Regions from separate parts of the Homo sapiens genome. Here region 1 is linked to region 2. Evidence: chromatin loops called from intact Hi-C (ENCODE). Cell type or tissue: HCT116. All regions are shown on one strand. Links, peaks and the distances in the headings refer to the core of each region. The heading gives the core; the rest is flanking DNA. Region 1 overlaps SNTG2 (syntrophin gamma 2). Region 2 overlaps LOC105373358 (a long non-coding RNA gene).

What was found. A loop is a pair of places that touch in the nucleus more often than their neighbours do. Peaks named below come from ENCODE experiments on the same cell type or tissue, not always from the same donor. Only the 100,000 strongest peaks of a DNase experiment are listed, where the experiment ranks them.
Region 1: it touches region 2 in a loop (2.6-fold over the local background); 7 of 110 quality-filtered maps call a loop at or near these places.

What each region holds. Positions count from the first base shown.
Region 1 is chr2:1,136,503-1,146,412 of GRCh38, forward strand. SNTG2 (syntrophin gamma 2) reads left to right here. Exons shown (of 17, transcript NM_018968.4): 5 at 1,120-1,163; 6 at 1,266-1,307. Among named protein-coding and RNA genes, the nearest start is that of SNTG2-AS1, 190 kb to the left of the region's middle. In HCT116, for the core only: a CTCF peak has its summit at 4,095; a DNase peak (open chromatin) is centred at 4,086; H3K27me3 peaks cover 320 bases.
Region 2 is chr2:710,167-720,076 of GRCh38, forward strand. It overlaps LOC105373358 (a long non-coding RNA gene), which reads right to left. Exons shown (of 4, transcript XR_001739247.2): 2 at 3,906-4,071. Among named protein-coding and RNA genes, the nearest start is that of TMEM18, 38 kb to the left of the region's middle. In HCT116, for the core only: CTCF peaks have their summits at 4,309 (motif pointing right) and 5,879 (motif pointing right); DNase peaks (open chromatin) are centred at 4,305 and 5,879; H3K27me3 peaks cover 1,247 bases.

The DNA of each region.
Region 1 (9,910 bases), core at 892-8,891, 430 kb after region 2:
TCGGTACCATTACGTACACTGATATGAAAACTATAGTTTCAACATGATTTAATATTTGCTAAACACTAGAAGTAATATTTAGAATTGACAGTTAATCTGTATATAGTTTGTCAAGAGCATTCCCACTTTCAAAGAACAGGTTATTACTTGTTTTCCACTATTTAAACAAAGATTTAAAATTGAAACAAACCTATGTGAAGGCAAAAATTGGGGAAAAAAGCCTTAGCTTTTGTGCAGAGTTGTTCAGTTGTATTGAATGGGGCTCTGTCTGCCTCTCTGACAATGGAAAGGTTAAGTGAAAACATGCTGCATAGATTATAGTCAAACTTTCTCATACAAAGTTTTTCTCTTTGTTGCCTTTAATATTCTAGGTACAGTTGTTTTGATCAGAGCCGTCTCTGTACGTTTGCTTATGAGAATGAGGGGAAATGCTAAGTGGCTGAGGGAATTCCTTGTTTATTGCACACTTAACGAAAAATGTGCATCAGACTTTCCATATCCTGTAATGAAACCCTTTGTTACGAGGAAGTGACATTCGTTTTCCACACTAAACAAGTCTTCTGTGACTGGAAGGCAGCTCTCTTAATGCACGTAAATCAATCTAGCTTTCCTTATGAAGAGGCCAATCTAGCTTTCCTTATGAAGTGGCCGCCTATTGCTATGTGTTCACATTTCCCACACCCCTGTGGACACATGCACACACACATCCATGGCACACACATCAACAGATTCACATGCTCAGACTTGCAAATACCCGTGCATGCCGCCCACACCCACGCATGCACACCCATCTGCACCTGCACACACACACATCTCACGTGGACACATGCACACACACATCCATGTGTACACACAGGCATGCACATATCAACAGATCCACACACTCAGACTCGCAAATACCCATGCATGCCACCCACACCCACACATGCACACACATGCATACATTCACACCCATCTGCACCTGCACACACAAACACACATCTGCTCACGTGGACACATGCACACACACACACACGTGGCCACTTCAGCTACTGCAAGCCCTGTGCTTAAATGACTGTCATAACAAAGCATGTCACTGAGATTTCTCTTAAAACTGTTGCCACTTTTGCCACCCTGCAGCTGACCAGACAGGGATGTTGTTCGTAGGAGATGCTGTTCTCCAGGTCAGTATTGTACACGTTAATCCTTAACTTGATTGCATTTTTATTTTTAACTTGTATTAATCAATCGTTATTCTCAACATTCTTACTTTGTCATCTGTTCAGGTTAATGGCATACATGTAGAAAATGCAACTCATGAAGAAGTGGTAAGTGAATTACATTTTATAGTTATTCTGTTTATTATTCTTGTATTTGAATTATTTGTCTCTATAGTTGATATTTCACTGAGTCTATCCATAGATGCAGTGTTAGAATTGGAAAGAAAGCTCAAAGGTTTAGTAAATCATGTTACAAAAGGACCTTAATAAACTGCCCACTGTCGACTGTTGTGTGCTGACTGGGGCACTTCACGAGCATTCCTGTCAGGGATCCTCACAAACGCTGTAAAATACACTTGATGAAGCCCATGTTAGAGCACTGGAACTCAGGGAGCAGGTGACTCACCCGGGATTCCTGAAGTGTTATCATCGTGCTGAGCACAGGAGGTGTCAGGGCTTCACAGGGTCTCCCCGTACCGCCCGGGCGCTGGAGCCTGCAGGGCCTTCACGCCTTTGCTCCCTGTTGGCTGGCAGCAGCACACGTGCATAGAATGTGTGCCGTGGAGGACACCAGGTGAGACCTCTGAGGATCACATAAGATGGTGGGGGTCAGGATGCATTCGGTGCAGGATGCTTTCCATGGAGATGAGCTTTCTCCAATGTCACGTCAGGTTAGGCGGATGAAACAGACGTCTATCCCCGAGGTACTCATTCTGGCTGTTGGGAAGAGAGAAGCCGAGTGCAGCCTCACCATAGGGCTGATGCCAGGAAGCATGTGGTGGGGACGCGTGGTCAGTCTGGTGCCTGTGGGGTGGGGGCGGAGGTGGAGACAGTATTACAGCTGAGAGATGAGGTGGAGGGCGAAGCGGGTGAGATGACGGGCAGAGCAGTCCCTGTGCTGATAAGTGACCTGGGGGACACAGGGTCAAGGGGAGAGGCAGTGGAGCCGAGTCCAGGACACACGCCTGGGGCCCAAGGTAGCCAGCAGAGCCCTCACGGGAGTTTAATTCTGTGAGTTGCAGCAAAAGGCAAGCAGGCTGGTAATTTAACTTGTCCCACGAAGATTAATAGGCATGCACTCATTTCTTCTTCAGTGTTTATCTTTTCAATTAGCCAACTCTTAGTTCCAAGGAAGGGCAAACAGCCCTAGTACCCAAAAGTCACCCCATCTGCATAGCAGTAAATTTCCGTGAAACCAAGGCAGGCACACGCAGCAGTCTGTAACTAAACGGGGAATCACTTCCTACACGCTCACTCAGAATTCATCTGTGTCTTCATTCAAGATGTGTAGTTATCGACCTCTAATTTGTGCTAGGCAGAGGAAGGAGTCACAACAACAAGGATCAGCATATTTCTTGGCCTCCAAAGCCAAAAAGTCTCGAGTAGATGAAGTGCTGTTATCCTTTTGCTTATTGTGGGAAAACACATCACAATTGATAGAGAGGCAAGACACACCTTCATGACTTCTATCCTAGCCCAGAGAGAGTAAAATTCTTGTGAGCAACAGTTTTTTTGTTTGTTTGTTTGTTTTGTTTCATTTTGTTTTTGAGACAGAGTCTTGTTCTGTCGCCCAGTGTAGAGTGCAGTGGCATAATCTCGGCTCACCGTAACCTCCGCCTCCCGGGTTCAAGCAACTCTGCCTGCCTCAGCCTCCCAAGGAGCTGGGATTATAGACGCCCACCACCATGCCTGGTTAATTTTTGTAGTTTTTTTTAGTAGAGATGGGGTTTTGCCATTTTGGCCAGGCTGGTCTTGAACTCCTGACCTCAGGTGATCTGCCCACCCTGGCCTCTCAAAGTGCTGGGATTACAGGTGTGAGCTGCCACACTCGGCCACAACAAATTTTTGCACCAGTTGCTCACAACTGTAATCCAAGCACTTTGGGAGGCCTAGACAGGAGGATCACTTGAGGCCAGAGGTTCAAGTCCAGCCTGGGCAACATAGCAGGACCTGTCTCTACAAAAAATAAAAACAAAATCTAGTCAGGCATGGTGGCGCATACCTGTAGCCCCAGCTACTTAGGAGGCTGAGGTGGGAGGATCACTTGAGCCAAGGAGTTTGAGGCTGCATGAGCTATTATGGCTCCCTACACTGCAGTCTGGGCAATAGAATGAGACTCCATCTCAAAAAAAAAAAAAAAAAAAAAAAAATCCTAGTAAATTATATGTAAATCTTATAAATGGAGCTATTACAATATTGGACTGATACAAATATACTTTTTGAACCAGACTGATCATATCATATGTTTACATTCTTATGTGATACAAAATAAATTATTAGAGAAATGCTAATGAGACATAAAATCTCAATTTTTCCGATGCATAAAGTTCATTAAAATGCTAAAATTCTAAAAGACGTATAAATCATATGGTTTCACTTCCTCATTTTTCAGAGTAAATTCTGGCTTCAATTAATTCTAAAAGAAAAATGTCAGTTGTACTGAATGCAAAGAATCCTTTGTAATATAAAAACTAGATTTACCTCCACAAAGTGAATCTTATTCACTCTACTGCTTTGGAAAATTTTACTACTTTAAGTTGTTAAAACATCTTAATACACATACATGCATATACATTAACATATAGTTTCCCCTTTTTAGTACATCTATGCATTTTCATCCACACTGGCATATAATACTGTAGCCAGCTACAGCCGAGTAAACTGTCCGTATGTTCACTGGGCAAATTCTGAGACATGTCTCTCTTCAGAGAAAAAGGGAGATCGATGACGGCTGTCACTCAGTGTGACATCCCTGCGCAGACACAGATTGGGATGTCTCGGGGGCGGGCAGCAGGAGCTGCCGGTTCCTCTCGTACCTGTACCTGGTCTGTGATGGGACCACTGATCCCGAGTGAGGCGCTCTGGGAGGTGGTGGGCTGCTCTCCAGCGCCCCCACAGGCAGGGCGCAGAACAACAGCCTGGCAGGGCCACAGCGAGGCTGGTGTGTTCTGCCTGTAATCACCCCAGGATATCTCAGCGCAAGAAGCTTTACAGAATGTCATTTTTCTCCAGTTCAGTGGGAAATTTTAAAAAGACGTCTCAAATGTTAAAGTAAGATACTGTAATAGAAAATCACTTCTAGTCTAAGTTACAGTCTAAGTTCTTAAGTGCTATGAAAACCATTGATAAAAATTGACCTAATTGGAAAAAAAAAGTCACTAACACCTTTCACGGAGCTACCCTTTTAAATTTAAATTAGTCCTTTTAAAAAACACGTTTCAGTCACCTATAATAGCTTTTACTATGATTACGAACTCATGGCAGATCCTGCCTGTAGGTGATTTTGAACTTAACTGTTAGAAATAAAGTTGACATCTTATGTTGGGAAAAATGGTGTGGACACTCTGAGCAGGAAGGAACCTTCCAAATCATCTATTTTGAACAGCAGGTCAGGGTGGGAAGCCCCATTCACAGAAATTGGCTCTGACAGTTTACTCAGCAGACCATGGGGACTTCATTCCATGTTAGCAGAAGAAGGGGTTCCTAATACAGAGCTGAAGCTTGCTTTCCTGTTACGCCAGGTTTTCCATTTAATGACATGTGTTATGGTTAATACTGAAACAGGACGTTACATCCTGTGTAAGCAAGGCCTTTTTCCTCAAGAATGAGTACGTTCTGGCTTCGGTGCCGGAACACAAAGTATGCTATTGCCATTCAAAGGCAGGCTGTTTCTGGCGATGTGTGCTAACAGCTAGAAACTGCAGGAGAAAGAATCACTGGCCATTTTCATAGCTGTTTACCAGGTATCAGGGACGTTTTTGATTTGCTCTGGGATACAGAACACATCTGGGACAATAGCTGGAACTGGAGTTCCATCTGTTGATATTTACAATAGAGCACTCCCTTGCTAATAATTTATTTGCTTTTTGCCTGAGCCAAGAGGCAATCGAAAGAAATGGAATAAAATTTACCTCCTCCACATCTTTCAAGTTTTCCCTACAGCATGGCTTTTGGTTTTCCGTTTTCCAAAGGAAAAGCCATTCTAGGATGTCCAGTCACCCAACCATGATGGGCCTGAATCCAGGGGTCCAGACACCAACGTGGAGGTTCCACCAGTAGGACACATATCTGTTCAGCTCTGTACTCAGGGGAGTTAAAGAGCCCCAAGGCGTGTTTGGGGCCCTGAGACAAGTGTGGGATGAGTCCGAGACAAAGGCAGCTGTCCCCCGACCCACATTAGTCCCACATTGTGACAGGGGCCATGGCAGGCACTGGGGCTCCAAGGACGTGGCATCGCCCCAGAGCCAGGGTCCAGCAGCATTTTTTGTCCACCACTCATAGATGTGAATCTCTGCTTTACGGAGGCTAACAGGGAGATCTGCAGTACAAAGAGTTGGTGGGCTTTCCTCAAACAGACTTGGACTTCCCTTTATTCAGGGCTGCTGTTCTGGGAACTGACTCTCTCCCTGAAATTGATTGAGAGCCCAGGCCTCTTTACTGTGGTAAGTCCAGTCTCTATCCACCTGACCTGGAGATTTTTCACCTACGCAAATCAATTGCAACTGCAATGTATTCCCCATCTATTTCAAACCTAAGAGCTCCATGATCAATTAGCCATGGCTAGATAGATCTGCAGGTCAAACCATCAGCCCTGCCACCCATGAAGGGAACCAACGCACCTGATCTGAAGGTTCAGTGCTGCTGCCTGGGCTCTGCCATCCCGTCCAGGGTCCACCATCCCTTTGGATTCCAGGAGCCACCTTCAGTGGTGGCATAGCCCAGTACCATGCCTGCTCAGCAGGAAAGTGCCACAGCAGAGTTCCTGGGATGGTGGAGCCTTCCTCACTTAGGGTTTTTTCAATTTTTTTGGCAAAGAAATGAATGTAGATTCAGCAAGGGAGCAGGTATGGGAGTATGCACCCTACTTCCATAACCCTTTGAATTCCTTCTGGGACCACACACCAAGGAAGCTATGGCAACTCAACCACACTTAGTGTGGCCACTGTGAGTCCTGATGTTAGTCAACTAACCAAGGAAACCAATAGAGTCTCTCTCAAGTAATTAAACAAATTCAATCCAGAATCTCTACTCATTCAATTCAGAATCTCCAGTCATTCAATCCAGAATCTCTAGTCATTGCACCCATATTAATACATTTGGTCTAATCCAACAGAGGATTCTACAACCCTAAACACATACTCCCATGCACAATCAAAAGTTCATTTCTGCCATTGTCATGACCATTGCATTGCAATTCTTTAGATATGCATGGGATAGCTTTTCTGAAATTAGGCTTCATAATAAGATTTGGGGCTAGTTATGAGACTAGAAATATGGGGAGTGGCCAGATGCATATTGAGGAAAGTCAGCATTGTCCTGCTAAATTGTTGCCTCAGAAAACATAATTCTAGGACCTCTGGGCAACAGTGACTGCCGATAGGGGAGGAAGGGGAAGGAAAGTCAGTAGGATATGAATGTGCAAAAGGGACACAGACATGCTGGGATCTGTTCTCATTCCCACTCTTTGCCCATCAATGCCCTAACTGTAGAGAGACTCACTGCCTGATAGATAGAATTACTCAGCCACCTGCAAAATCAGATATGGGCTTGAGTTTTCAGAAGTCTTAACTCTGTAGTTATAAGAAATAAGGAATCATTTCAGGGAAATCCTGAAGCTCTCTAGCACTCCACTCATGCCTTAAAGTGGAAACATGAGTCCCTGGGCCTTGTCATTGTCTTTCTCCATGTTCTCCACTGCAGCTTTAAGCAGCCCTCTGCCCTTATCCAACACTAAACTCTACCCACTAGGATTTTGTCAGGAAAATGGGAGCAGCTCCAGGAATTCTAGCTGTAACAGTTTGAAGATGGGGATAAACGGGTTCTTACCAAGTTGGGATTGCTGGAATGCAAAGGGCAGAGAGTCTGCCGTCGAAAATATGATATTTGGCCAATGTCAGTGACTCACTCCTGTAATCCCAGCAACTTTGGGAGGCCGAGGCAGGTGGATTACTTAAGGTCAGGAGTTCGAGGCCAGCCTGGTCAACATGGTGAAACCCCATCTCTATTAAAATACAAAAAAACATTAGCTGGGAATGGTGGCGGATGCCTGTAATCCCAGCTACTTGGGAGGCTGAGGCAGGAGAATTGCTTGAGCCCGGGAGGCAGAGGCTGCAGTGAGCAGAGATCATGCCACTGCACTCCAGCCTGGGCGACAGAGCGAGACTCTGTCTCAAACAACAAACAACCCCCCCCCAGAAAAAGAAAATATTATATTCAAAAACTATAAAACTGTCAGTTCTTAAGAGGAAAAAAAACAGAAATTTATTGCAATTCTCATGAAAACTCTGGAACGCTTGCACATCTCCCACAGTTGACAGTGTTGAAGCTGTGGCTCTCAGGACACGCTGGGTAGCCCCATAGATCCATCTACCCAAGGGTGTGCTTATCTGACTTCAAAAACGGTTGACATCTCCTCTTTACCTCCTAAATCTTTAATGAGTTTCTTTCAGCAAACTCTCACCCCGAGACATATGGGAAAGGATCTGGAGAAACATAGAACCTGGTTTCTCTTTCTGCTTTGAGAAGGGAAATGGAGGGTTGCTGAGTTGACAACGGACAACCCACCAGCCTTAAGAGTGCAACTGGCCAGAAATGGATAGACCCACCAGACAGAAATCAGAAAGGACATAACAAATTTCAACAGCATCATCAATCCACTGCATATAATGGACATCTACAGACTACTTCACCCGACAACAGCAGAATAACATTCTTCTGAAGATCACATGAAGAATTCACCAAGACAGACCACATTCTGGGCCATAAAAACACATTTTAACGAATTTAAAGAACAGATATTGTATCAGTCTGTTTGCACATTGCTGATGAAGACATACCTGAGACTAGGTAATTTATAAAGAAAAAGAGGCTTAATAGATTCACACTTCTACGTGGCTGGGGAGGCCTCAGAATCATGGTGGAAGGCGAAAGGCACATCTTACATGGTGGCAGACAAAAGAGAATGAGAAACAAGCAAAAGGGGTTTCCCCTTATAAAACTGTCAGATCTCATGAGACTTATTCACTACCACAAGAACAGTATGGAGGAAACTGCCACCATGATTCAATTACCTCCCACCAGGTCCCTCCCGTAACACATGGGAATTATGGGAGCTACAATCCAAGATGAGATTTGGGTGGGGACACAGCCAAACCATATCAGATACTGTACAGTGTCTGCTCTTAAACCAAAATGGAGTTAAACTAGAGATCAATAACAGATAGCTGGGAAGTCACAAAATGCTTGGAGAATAAACAGTACGCTTCTAAATAACACACTGGTCAAAGAAGAAATCTCAATAGAAATCTTAAAAATATTTTCAACTAAAAATAATACAACTTATCAAAATTTGTGGGATGCAGTGAAAGCAGTGATAAGAAAGAAATATATAGAATTGAAAGCATATATTAGAAGAAATGTCAAAATAATTTTTTTTTCAACAGCAGGAGTTTATTTCCCCAAAGCTCTAAGCTTTCCCCTTAGGAAACCAGAAAAAGAGAAGCAATTTAAACCCAATGTAAGTAGAGGAAAATAAATGATGAAAATTAGAGAAGAAATCAGGGACTGAAGACAGGAAATCAAGATAGGAAAAAAAAAGCTGTTTCTTTGTAAATATAAATAAACTTATAAGCCAATAGCCAGGCTACATATGCAAAGAGAGAACACAAGTTAATAATATTAGAAATCAAAGAGAGGATATTACTATAGATCCTATGGACATGACATACACCTCTATGCTGACAAATTTGATAACCTGGATAAAATGCACCAATTCCTTAAAAAACACAATCTGCAAAAACTTACACAATAAAATGCAGTCTAGATTGGCCTACATCTATTAAATGAATTAAATCAATAGTTAATAACTTTCTCAAACAGAAAGTGCCAGGCCAGACGGGTTCCCTGGTGAGTTCTACCAAACATTACAGCAGAAATTATACCAATTGTCTACAATCACTTTCAGAGAACAGAAGCAGAAGGAACACTTCCTAGTGCATTCCATGAGGCCAGCTTTATCACAATACCAAAACCAGATGAAGACATTATGAGAAAAGAAAATTATAGACCAATATGTCTCATGAACATAGATGCAAAAAATCCTCAACAAAATATTAGCAAATGGAATTCAGCAACGTCTAAAAAGAATTACACACCACAACCAAGTGGGATTTTTTGCAGCTATGCAAGACTAGTTCAGCATTTGGAAATTAATGTAATTTATCACATTAACAAACTAAAGAAGAAAACCCTAATGATCATATAAATGGATGCAGGAAAAGCATTCCACAAAACCCAACATCCATTTATGATATAAACTCTCAGTAAGCTAACAGTAGAGAAGGACCTCCTTAACTCGATAAAGATTAACTGCAAAAAATCCCACAGCTAACATCATAGATAATGGTGAGAAACTAGATGATTTCCCACCAAGATCAGGAACAATACAAGGATGTCTCTTCTCATCAGTTCTTTTCAACACCATACTGAAAGTCCTTGGATGTGGAATGCAAGGTTATTTATTATATACAATTTAATTGCCTTGCTTGGTACCAGAAATGAAAAACTGGACTTTGAAATTTAAAAAGCACAATACCATTTACATTAGCACTAAAAGAAATAAATTACTTAGGTGTAAATATAACAAAATATGTATAATGTTTAAATGAGGTGAACTACAAAATTGATGAAAGAAATCATAGAAAAAAATTAAT
Region 2 (9,910 bases), core at 1,080-9,079:
AACACACTATATTATATTCCCCTCCATACAGTTCCCAGCAGTGACCAACTATGTTATATTCCTCTCCATACAACTCTCTACAGTGACTGGACTATATTATATTCCTCTTTACACAGTTCTCTTGGTGACTGCACAGTATTATATTTCTACCATGAATGCTTAATTGTTCTGATTCCTCCACAACCCAACAAACGCTTGTCATTATATGTTTTGTCTGTACATTTTTAAATATTAGCTGTCTTACTGGGTATGAAAGTTTGTGTGTGTGTATGAAGTATATTTTATATCATATTTTCATTGCTTTTTTTCTACCCTAATAGATTGAAGCTCAGATTCAAGAATCATCTCCATGTGTACCTGCCATAGACTGAACGTGTCCCCCAAATCCACAGTTGGAAACCTAATGGCCAAAGTGATGGTATTAGGAGGTGGGAGCTTTAGGAGGTGATGAGGTTTTGCTGGTGGAGCCTCATGAATCATCATGATAAGATTAGTGCCCTTATGAAAGGGACCCAGAGAGCTCCCCTGTCCCTTCTGCTGTGTGAGGACACAGGAAAAAGGCACCGTCCGGGAACTGGAAAGCAGCCCTCACCTGACAGCAGATCCACCACCATCTCGATCTCGAACCTCCAGCCTCCAGAACTGGGAGAATAGGTTTCTGTTATTAGAGGCCACCACGTTTATGGAATTTTCTTAGAGAAGCTCAAATTCACTAAGACAGTGTTCTCACACATTGCTTATGCATTAGCCCAAAGACTGGCACTTAATGTACATTTTGCTAAATGACATGACATAGAATGGAAGGCAAATTTGTCCTGTGATGATTTAGGTATACTGAGAATATAAAGACCTGTTATTCTGATGAAAGTAGTCAAAGTAATGTACCTTTTACAAGTGATGATGTAAGCATTTATGACAGAAAATTTCAAGAACATGGGAGTAGACAGAAGCATAGTGAACTCCTGTGTGTTTAACTCCAGCTTCAGCAACTATCAGCTTGTGTCCCAGGTGGTTGTATCTATACTTTCACAGCCCCAAAAGGACATTTTTGGGCCAAGGAAGAGAGACCTCCTTCCCCGTGGTTAGCTGAGTGTTTTTATAATATTGAATTTTGTCAAATGTTTTTTCTGCATCAAGATAATTTTTTCCTTCTTTTCTTAATGTAATGTGTTACATTCATCGATTTTCTGAGGCTGAACCACACTTGCATTTCTGGCATCTGTCGCACTTGTGCAGGGTGTAAAATCCCTTTAACATGTTGTTGAACTTGGGTTGCTGCCTTTGTTGTAGAGTTTCCGAGTGTTTACATTCATAAGAGACACTGGTTGGCAGTTTTCTTTTCCTGTTGTGTCTTGTCTGGCTTTGGTGTTGGGGTAATGATGGCTTCACAAGATGGGTTAGGAAGTGTTCTCTCCTTGCGTGTATTTTGGAAGGAGATTACTTTGTTTGAGGATTGGTATTAATTATTTCAATGTTTTCTAGAACTAGCCAATAAAACCATCTGGTCCTGGCCTTTTGTTTATTGAGGAATTTTTGAAGACTGAATCGATTTCTTTACTCCTTATAGGTCTGTTCAGATTTGTATTTCTTCTTGAGTTGGGCTTGGTAATTTCTGTCCCCAGAACTCTTTCCATTTCCCCAGGACACCTAATTTGTTGGCATACAACTGTTTCCAGCATTCTCTTATGATCCTTTCAACATCTGAAAGGGTGGTAGTAATGTACCCACTTTTATTTCTGTATTTGGCTATTTACAGCATCTCTCCTTTTTTAGTCAATGAGCTAAGGGTTTGATAATTTTGTTTATTCAAAAAAATGTAATCTTTGGTTTTGTTGATTCTATTTTTTTTCCTCTCATCTACTATGATGATCAGCATTTTAACCTTCAGCATCTCCGCACCTCTGCTAGCTTTGGGTTTAGTTTGCTCTTCTTTTTCTAGTAAGGTTAGGCTATCAATTGAGATCTTTTATTTTTATTTTTTTTTTTTACTTCAGGCCTTTTTACCTATAAATCTCCCTTTGAAGGTTGCTTTCTTTTCAGATCATAAGTTTTGGTAAACCTTGGTTTTGTTTGTATTTATCCCAAAGTATTTTCTAATTTCCTTTGCAATTTTTTTTCCTTTACAAATTAGTTGCTGAGGAGTGTGTTGCTTAATTTTTTGATTTCTTCATTCTATTGGTGATCAGAGACAAGGCTTTGTATGAATTCAGTCTTTTTACATTTGTCGAGGCTTGTTTCACAGATTAACATCTCTTCTATGCTGGAGAATGTTCCGTGTGCGCTTGAGATGAATGTCGGTTCAGCTGTTGGTGGGTGGGGTTTTCTGCGGGCGTCATCTAGGTCATTATCACTCCTCTGAATATTGTTCTTGTCACTACTGAAGTGAATATTGACATTTTTATGAACTCTCCTTTCCATTCTGTCAATGTTTTCTTCATATAGTGTGGGGTTTTTCTGTTTGATGTATATTTGCTTGTAATTTTTCTATCTTCTAGATCAATAAACTCTTTTATCAATTATTCTTCATCTCTTATGACCCTTTTTGACTTAAAGTCTGTTTTTCTGGTCCTGGTGCGGCACCCCAGCTCCTTCTCCATATCTTCCTGCAGGACGACTTCTCTGCCATCCCCCTCACCCTACCTATTCCTTTGGCTCTAAAGCAAATCTTGTGATTACTAGGTCATTTTAAAAATTTTGCCAAGTTTATACCTTAGCCAGTGAGTTTGATGCTTCTATGTTTAAAGTAATTAACTACAAGAAGGATCTTCTGCCATTTTTCTATTTGTTTTCAAGTCTTTGTTGTTCACGATTCCCCTTATACAGCCTTATTTTGTATTTGATTGACGTACTCTACTCCTTTGATCCTTGACTAATTTCTCGTCTGTATACACTTTTTAGTTATTTTCTTTATGCTTACCTTTGACATTACAAGTAACATTCTAATCTTACAGCGATCTATTTTGAATTGATCCAGCATAGCTTCTGGAACATACAGACTCTGCTCCTACACAGCTCTAGAGCCTGATGTTGCTGTCACAAAGGATGCCCTTGTGTGGCGTGCACCAAGTTAACAGCAATTACAGTTATTGTTTTATCCCCTCCCTGGTTTTAGTAATAGCTGGACAGACAAGATCATGGTGGAAAGAGGTACATGTGTAAATGGTGCCGGCTCTGGACAATTCTTGCTTTATATTTTGAAACTTAATTCCAGAGAAACATTTTTACAAAGCATCACGTGGCTTTGGGTTGCGATGGAGCCACGTCTAGTTCATCTCCACACTCTGGTCACCTGTATCACTGAGGGTCCAGAATGTACAGCTGCTTCTCCAGTCTCTAAAACTCTCACCTATGCCTTTCAAGTTATGTAGGAAAGGAAAAAGGGAGTTACAAACAAAAATACAATGATGCCGGCTTTTTTTTTTTTTTTTTTTGAGACGGAGTCTCACTCTGTCGCCCAGGCTGGAGTGCAGTGGTGCGATCTCAGCTCACTGCAACCTCCGCCCTCTGAGTTCAAGCGATTCTCCTGCCTCAGCCTCCTGAGTAGCTGGGATTACAGGCTCCTGCCACCGCGCCTGGCTAATTTTTTGTATTTTTAGTAGAGACCAGGTTTCACCATCTTGGCCAGGCTGAACTCTTGACCTTGTGATCCACCTACCTCAGACTCCCAAAGTGCTGGGATTACAGGCATGAGCCACCATACCCAGTGGATGCTGGCTTTTATATTTACCTATGTGATTACTTTGCCAATGTTCTTTATCTTTTTTTTTGTATGGCTTTGAGCTACTCTTTTATTTTTTAGCAATTTGGGAGAAACTTGCAACACACAGGATAGAATAGATTGTCCTACTGACACAAAAACTCCAAAATATTAGTTTCTTTAACAATAAGTGTGCTCTGTTTCTTACCACATGTGCGCTGCGGGTCAGGAGGAGGCTCTGTGCATTTCCCTCGTCAGGGCCGCGGGCTGTGGAATGCCCACCTTCAAGGGCAATACCATTGGATGAAACGCTCTGTGGATTTGCACTGTGCAACATGGCAGCCTCGAGCCACATATGGCTCTGAGCGTTTGACCTGTGACAAATGCAACCGGGAAACTGAATGTTTAATTCTATTTCATTTTAATGAATTTAAATTTAAATAGCCACATGTGGCTGGTGTCTCCTATACTGGACTGCAAAGGTCTAGAACGTGTCTGGTGTCTCTGATGAGACAAAGAACTCGGCTCTTGCTGGTTTCTTCCCAGCGATGGCAGAGTTCACTTTTCACTGGCTAAGGCAAGTCAAATGCCCCGGCACAACCTCAAGGGGGCAGAAGAGTGCAGTTTTAACAGGTGCCCAGAAGAAGGAGAACCGGAAGCATCGCTGGACATCAAGGATTCTGCAAAGCAGAGAATAAACCCCAGATTGCTTAGGGGAAACCAGCTGGGTAGCGGTTTAATGGTTGGAGGAGCATGGTCAGGGCAGTAAGTGAACACAGTACCAGGGGAATTTGTAGAGAAGAAATGAGGACCCAGGGTGAGAAATTGTTCAAGGCCAAAGACAGAAGTCGCTGGTCTCTGTCAACACTTCATCCTCAGGGCCTGCCTGCATGCTCAAGGGACCCTGGTTGCATGGCTGTGCAGGTGGCCCGAGCTGCCCAAACCTTGCTCTGGCACAGAGGCAGGCCCGTCAGGCGTGTTCCATCTCCCTGTTGTGTGACTATAAGAGAATTACCTGAGACTGGGTAATTTATAAGAAAAAATGTTTATTTAGCTCACTGTTCTGCAGGTTGAGAAGTTCAAGGGCCTGGCCTTGGCTCCCTGTGAGGGTTTCTGAGCTGGGTCATAACATGATGGAGAAGGTCAGAGGAGAAGTGAACAGATGTGGAGAGGACCAAGCAGAAGGAGAATCTGCACCTTGTAACAACAGTTCCAGTGGGAGCCAGTCCAGTCTCTGAGAGTGAAGCCACACTCAATACCTCACAAAGAAGGATTCAGTCCCAGGACATAAACACCTCCTGCCAGGATGTAAACACCTCCCACCAGGCCCCACCTCCAAACACTAACACATTGAGGATCACGTTTCACATGGAACTTGGTGGAGATGGCAAACCACGTCCAAACCACAGTCAGCTTCCTCACCTCCTGCAGTGCATCCTTGGCTGAGTTTACTCAGTATACCCAGGATGCTCATGTCCACTCACCAGATCTTCCATCTCATGCACCCTCACCTTCCAGATGCAGCTGCAGTAGTCCTCACCTCCACCCACCAGATCTGCTTCCATCCCATGCACCCTCGCCTTCCAGATGCAGCTGCTGTGATCACGTCCACCCGCTAGATCCTCTTCCATCCCATGCACCCTCACCTTTCAGATGCAGCTGGAAGCATGTGAAGCATAATAAATAAACTCAACTTAACCTCGTCTCTTATTACATCAAACCCCCGAGTTGGTGGTGTAAGTTGCCTAATTCTGGCTTTGGATCCCAGCTCCATTGCTTTTTTACTTGACCCTGCGTGAGTTCCTTAAGCTCCTGTGTGGCTTCAGGCAAAGTGTCTGGCCTTCCTCGGTCTTGCTTGGCACATTTGTGAGCCGAGTAAAATATATTATAAACTATTAATCCATAGGGAACAATGATCATGGTGTATTTTATTTTAGCTTTTATTTCAAAACACGATTAAGGAATGCATAATTTTCCTTTAATCATTTGTTTATATCTTTTCAACTTACTTAGATTTATTCTCTATTAACTAATTTTTGTTACTATTGTAATAATCAATAATTAGAAAAATAACCTAGCCATCACTGATTATTCGTGGGATTCAGGAACCCAATGATTTCCCTGAGAATCACCTTGCTGTAGGGACTGAGGGGAATTTTCCTGTTACTGAGCCTGGCCACTAGATGGATGCATGACCACCTCACTTTAGCTTTCTCGACTTTCAGTCCTAAAAAGACTTACAAGGATTCTGCACCTTTTCTCCCACCTCCCCCGTTCCTTGAATGGTGAATTTCTATAACATTTGATAACTGTTCTTTTAATAATTCTTGACCCTTTCTGTGCTTTCATTTAACCTCAAGTCTAGATTATTATTCAAATTGACTCATTTGGTAAAAATATATTGGGTATCTATCATGCAGCAACAGCTTAATGGGATCCCTCGTGAAGCCGTCAAGTGCTGAAGCTGTGAAAGCTGGGGCCGGCGGATCGGGTCGGGACTGCCGCTGTGATCACTTTTAGGCCAGCGTCAGCAGAAGCCTGTGTGATTGCAGGCAGATCTACGCTGTCTTTCAAACGTGGTGACACCGAGGTACAGCGTGGGGGACACGCAGCAGGGTTAAGGGTGTGGGGGGAGCTTGTTCGTCCTCCTTGGAAACCATGACACGGGGAAGGGGATTTAGGCCTCCTCAGTTCCACACTCCTCCTTTCTAGAGGCCAAGGCAGCCCTTTGATCAAGGTCACATTGCTCCTTAGAGGCAGCTCAAAAGCAGTTTCAGGAGGGAGCTCTCCACGTCTTTTTAGAGACAAATCTCCTCCGTGTGAGGGTCTCTGAAGCGGCAGGGTCCGTGGGGCCAGTGAGGCTGACTTCGTGGCTGGGCCCCCACAGTACAGCCACGATGACAGGGATGGGACAGCTGCACAGAGGTCAGTGAGCCCTGGGGATGAGGGGAGGAGGAGGGGAGGCCTTGGGGTGGGAAGGGGTTCCTGAAGAAGGTTATTCTAGGTGGGGCCTGAAATAACTCCTTCTACAAATGAAGAGGCGACAGGTGTGGGATAGAGGGTGGAAGGGGCAGACCATCCCAAGAAGACACCAGGACACTGAAGTGGCTGCTGGGGTGGGTGTGTTGGGTGGTGGAGGGGCAGCAGGCCCTGGTCATGGAGATGAGGCTGGGGATTAAACAGTGGCTCTGTCACAAAGGCCTTCTATGCCATCCTTGCACGTGTGAATTATTTTTTTCAAAATGCAATGGAAAAACTTATTTTCAATCCTAAATCTTGGTCTATTCTATGGTTTAGAAGTTTGGAGACTTACCAGAATACTGATTTATTACCAGCAGTAGGCTCAGGGATATATTGTGGGAATGCTTATGACCTTTATTTCTTCAGGAAAATGAAGTGAATATGAACATTATTAAATTTTTGCCAAAGGTTTTTTTGCCAAAAAAACTTTTCTCATTGAAGAGAGTTATAAATGTTTGCTTGAAAAGTATGTGTGCATTGATTGGTCATCTATAAATTAGATTGGATTTTTCAGCCCGATTTATTATATTGGTTACTTCACAAGGTCACACTGCCTTGAATATTATTTTGCCATAGCAACACGAAGGGGCAAGACAAGGAAGAGGATGAGGAGGAGGAAGAGAAATAAGAGGCGTCAACATCAACCCCCTCCGGTGTCAGCTGGTGAACGTCATCCACGTGGTTGGACATTAAATATGAGCCCTTTAGGAAAAGTTGGGGCCATAAATACATTATTAATACCTATGTGGGTGGGCCAAGTAAGTGACCCACATGTGATACTGGAAACTGAAAAGTGGAAGATGAAAAGAGCTTGTGTGGTGGGGAGAGGAACAGAGTCTCCATAATCAGAATGCTTCAGGGGCTGTCATGCTGGAACATAAATTAGTACACAATTTTGATAGAAGACATTTTGAATGCATTAGAACAACTTTAGCATGGTTCCTACCATGTGCTCAGCAATTTAACAACCAGGCATTTTACCAAAAGAATAAGCATGCCAACCTAAGCAACATAATGAGACTCTGTTTCTACAAAAATAAGAAAAAAATAGCCAGGCATGGCGGCGTGCTCCTGACATCCCAGCTTCTCAGGAGGCTGAGGCGGGAGGATCGCTTGAACCCAGGAGGTCGAGGCTACAGTGAGTTGTGATCACACCACTGCACTCCAGCCTAGCTGACAGAGTGAGACCTTGCCTCAAAAAAAAAAAAAAAAAAAACCATGTACGGTGAGATTTTGTAACAGAGGCGACAATTGATCAAGTGTTTATTTAGAGAAACTATTGGAAATGAAATATTAGAAATAAACTAAATATTCAAGAACAGGCAATTATCAAAAATGTTATGGCATATGCATAAAATGAAATGCCATGAAATCATTATGTATTATGATGAGAGAAATATGAAAAATTAATGAAACATAGTTATCATGCCCTAGTTGTTCTATGTGTCACCATTCTATGGCATTACATTAAGGATGCCTTATCTTTAATTTTAGTTTTCTATATATTGAAGTATCATTTACATAAAGCAATGACCACAAATTTCAAACATGAAGCTCAGTGGATTTTCCCCATATACACAACTGTGTGCACACTACCTGGGTATAGATACTAAACACATCTACCACAAAGGCTGATCCCTGCTCCCTCCCAGCCAGCAGCCCTGGGAGCAAACATCACCACAACCTGTTCTGAAGATTCATTTCACTTCTATTTTGAATTTCATATGAATACATATCTTATGTTATCATATGTATTATCTTGCTTCTGGCTTCTGTCAAGCAACATTATAGCAGTGAGATTCATAGTTTTGCAGTGTAATCAGTTTGTTATATTTTCTGTTGCAACATAATATTCCATTATGCAACATATTTATCCATTTAACTACAGCTGAACAGTTAGATTCTTTCTAGTTTTTTAGCTCTTATCAATAAAATTGCTATAAACATTTTTGTGTCTGTATTTTGGTGGGCATAGCAGTCATTTATATTGGGAGTAGTGGAACTACTAACTCACAAGTGCATGTGTGTGTATGTGTGTATGTGTGTGTGTTTCTCCATTGTAGATATCACCAAACACTTTTCCAAAGTGGTTGCACCAATTTCTATGTCCATGGGTGGTGCAAAGCTGCTTATATATTTATGAGCTACGTGGACAACTCTTTTGTAACACACATGCACACAGACATCGCCTTGCTTTCTCACTCTCATATGTCTTTTCATAAATAAAAGTAAACTTTTACTCAAGTTCGATTTATTCATTCCTTCATTTATTGTTGCCATTTTTGGAGGATGAAATTATTTGTATTTTTGAAATTTTGATATATCAAACTTATGGAAATGTTATAAGAATAATTTTTACAACTGTAGACAATGTGTTACCCAGACACATCAACTGGTACATTTTGCCCCATCACATTATCTATCTATCTAATCTATCTAATCATCTATCTATCTATCTATCTATCTATCTATCTATCTATCTATCTTTTTCTGATCCATTTGATAGTAAGTTGTGGACATAGTGGTTCTCTAATTTTTAGATACTTCATTGTGTATTTCCTGACAGCCTGAGCACAGTTATCAGTATTGGGAAATTTAATTGTAATGCAATACTATGATCAAATCCATTATCTATATACTGAATTAAGTACTGTATTATCTAGTGTCCAATTTATTAAAACACAACAATACCCTTGACAGCTTCTCTTTTCAGAGTCCTGGAAGAAGACCCGGGGCAGGGTCACCTGCTGCACGTGTGGTTGTACCTGCCGTCTGCTATGTGGTCGCACCTGCCGCCCTCTCTCACCTGGAGCAGCTCCTCGGGAGGTCTTTATCTCTCCTACCTTGACACACTCCGAGTTCAGCCCAGTGATTTCTTCCAGCCCCCTCAATCTGGGTTTGCTGATGCCTCCTCCACGTCCCATGCAGGTGTTGTCTGTGCAGCAGCAGCACGCTGAAGCCCCAGTGGCCTCTCCAGGCTTCCTGTTAATACCCCGGTGCAGGCGAGGCGGTCCTGCCTCCATGCTGATGCTGACTTTGATCACGTGGTTAAGGGGCTGTTGGCCAGTTTTCTCCACCAAAGTTATAACATTTCCATTTGTAACTAATAAGTGAGTAACTCGTGGGAAGATACTTTTTGTCCTGTTTCTTTTCACTCATGATTTTCTAAACTCACCACCCGTTCCTTCTATA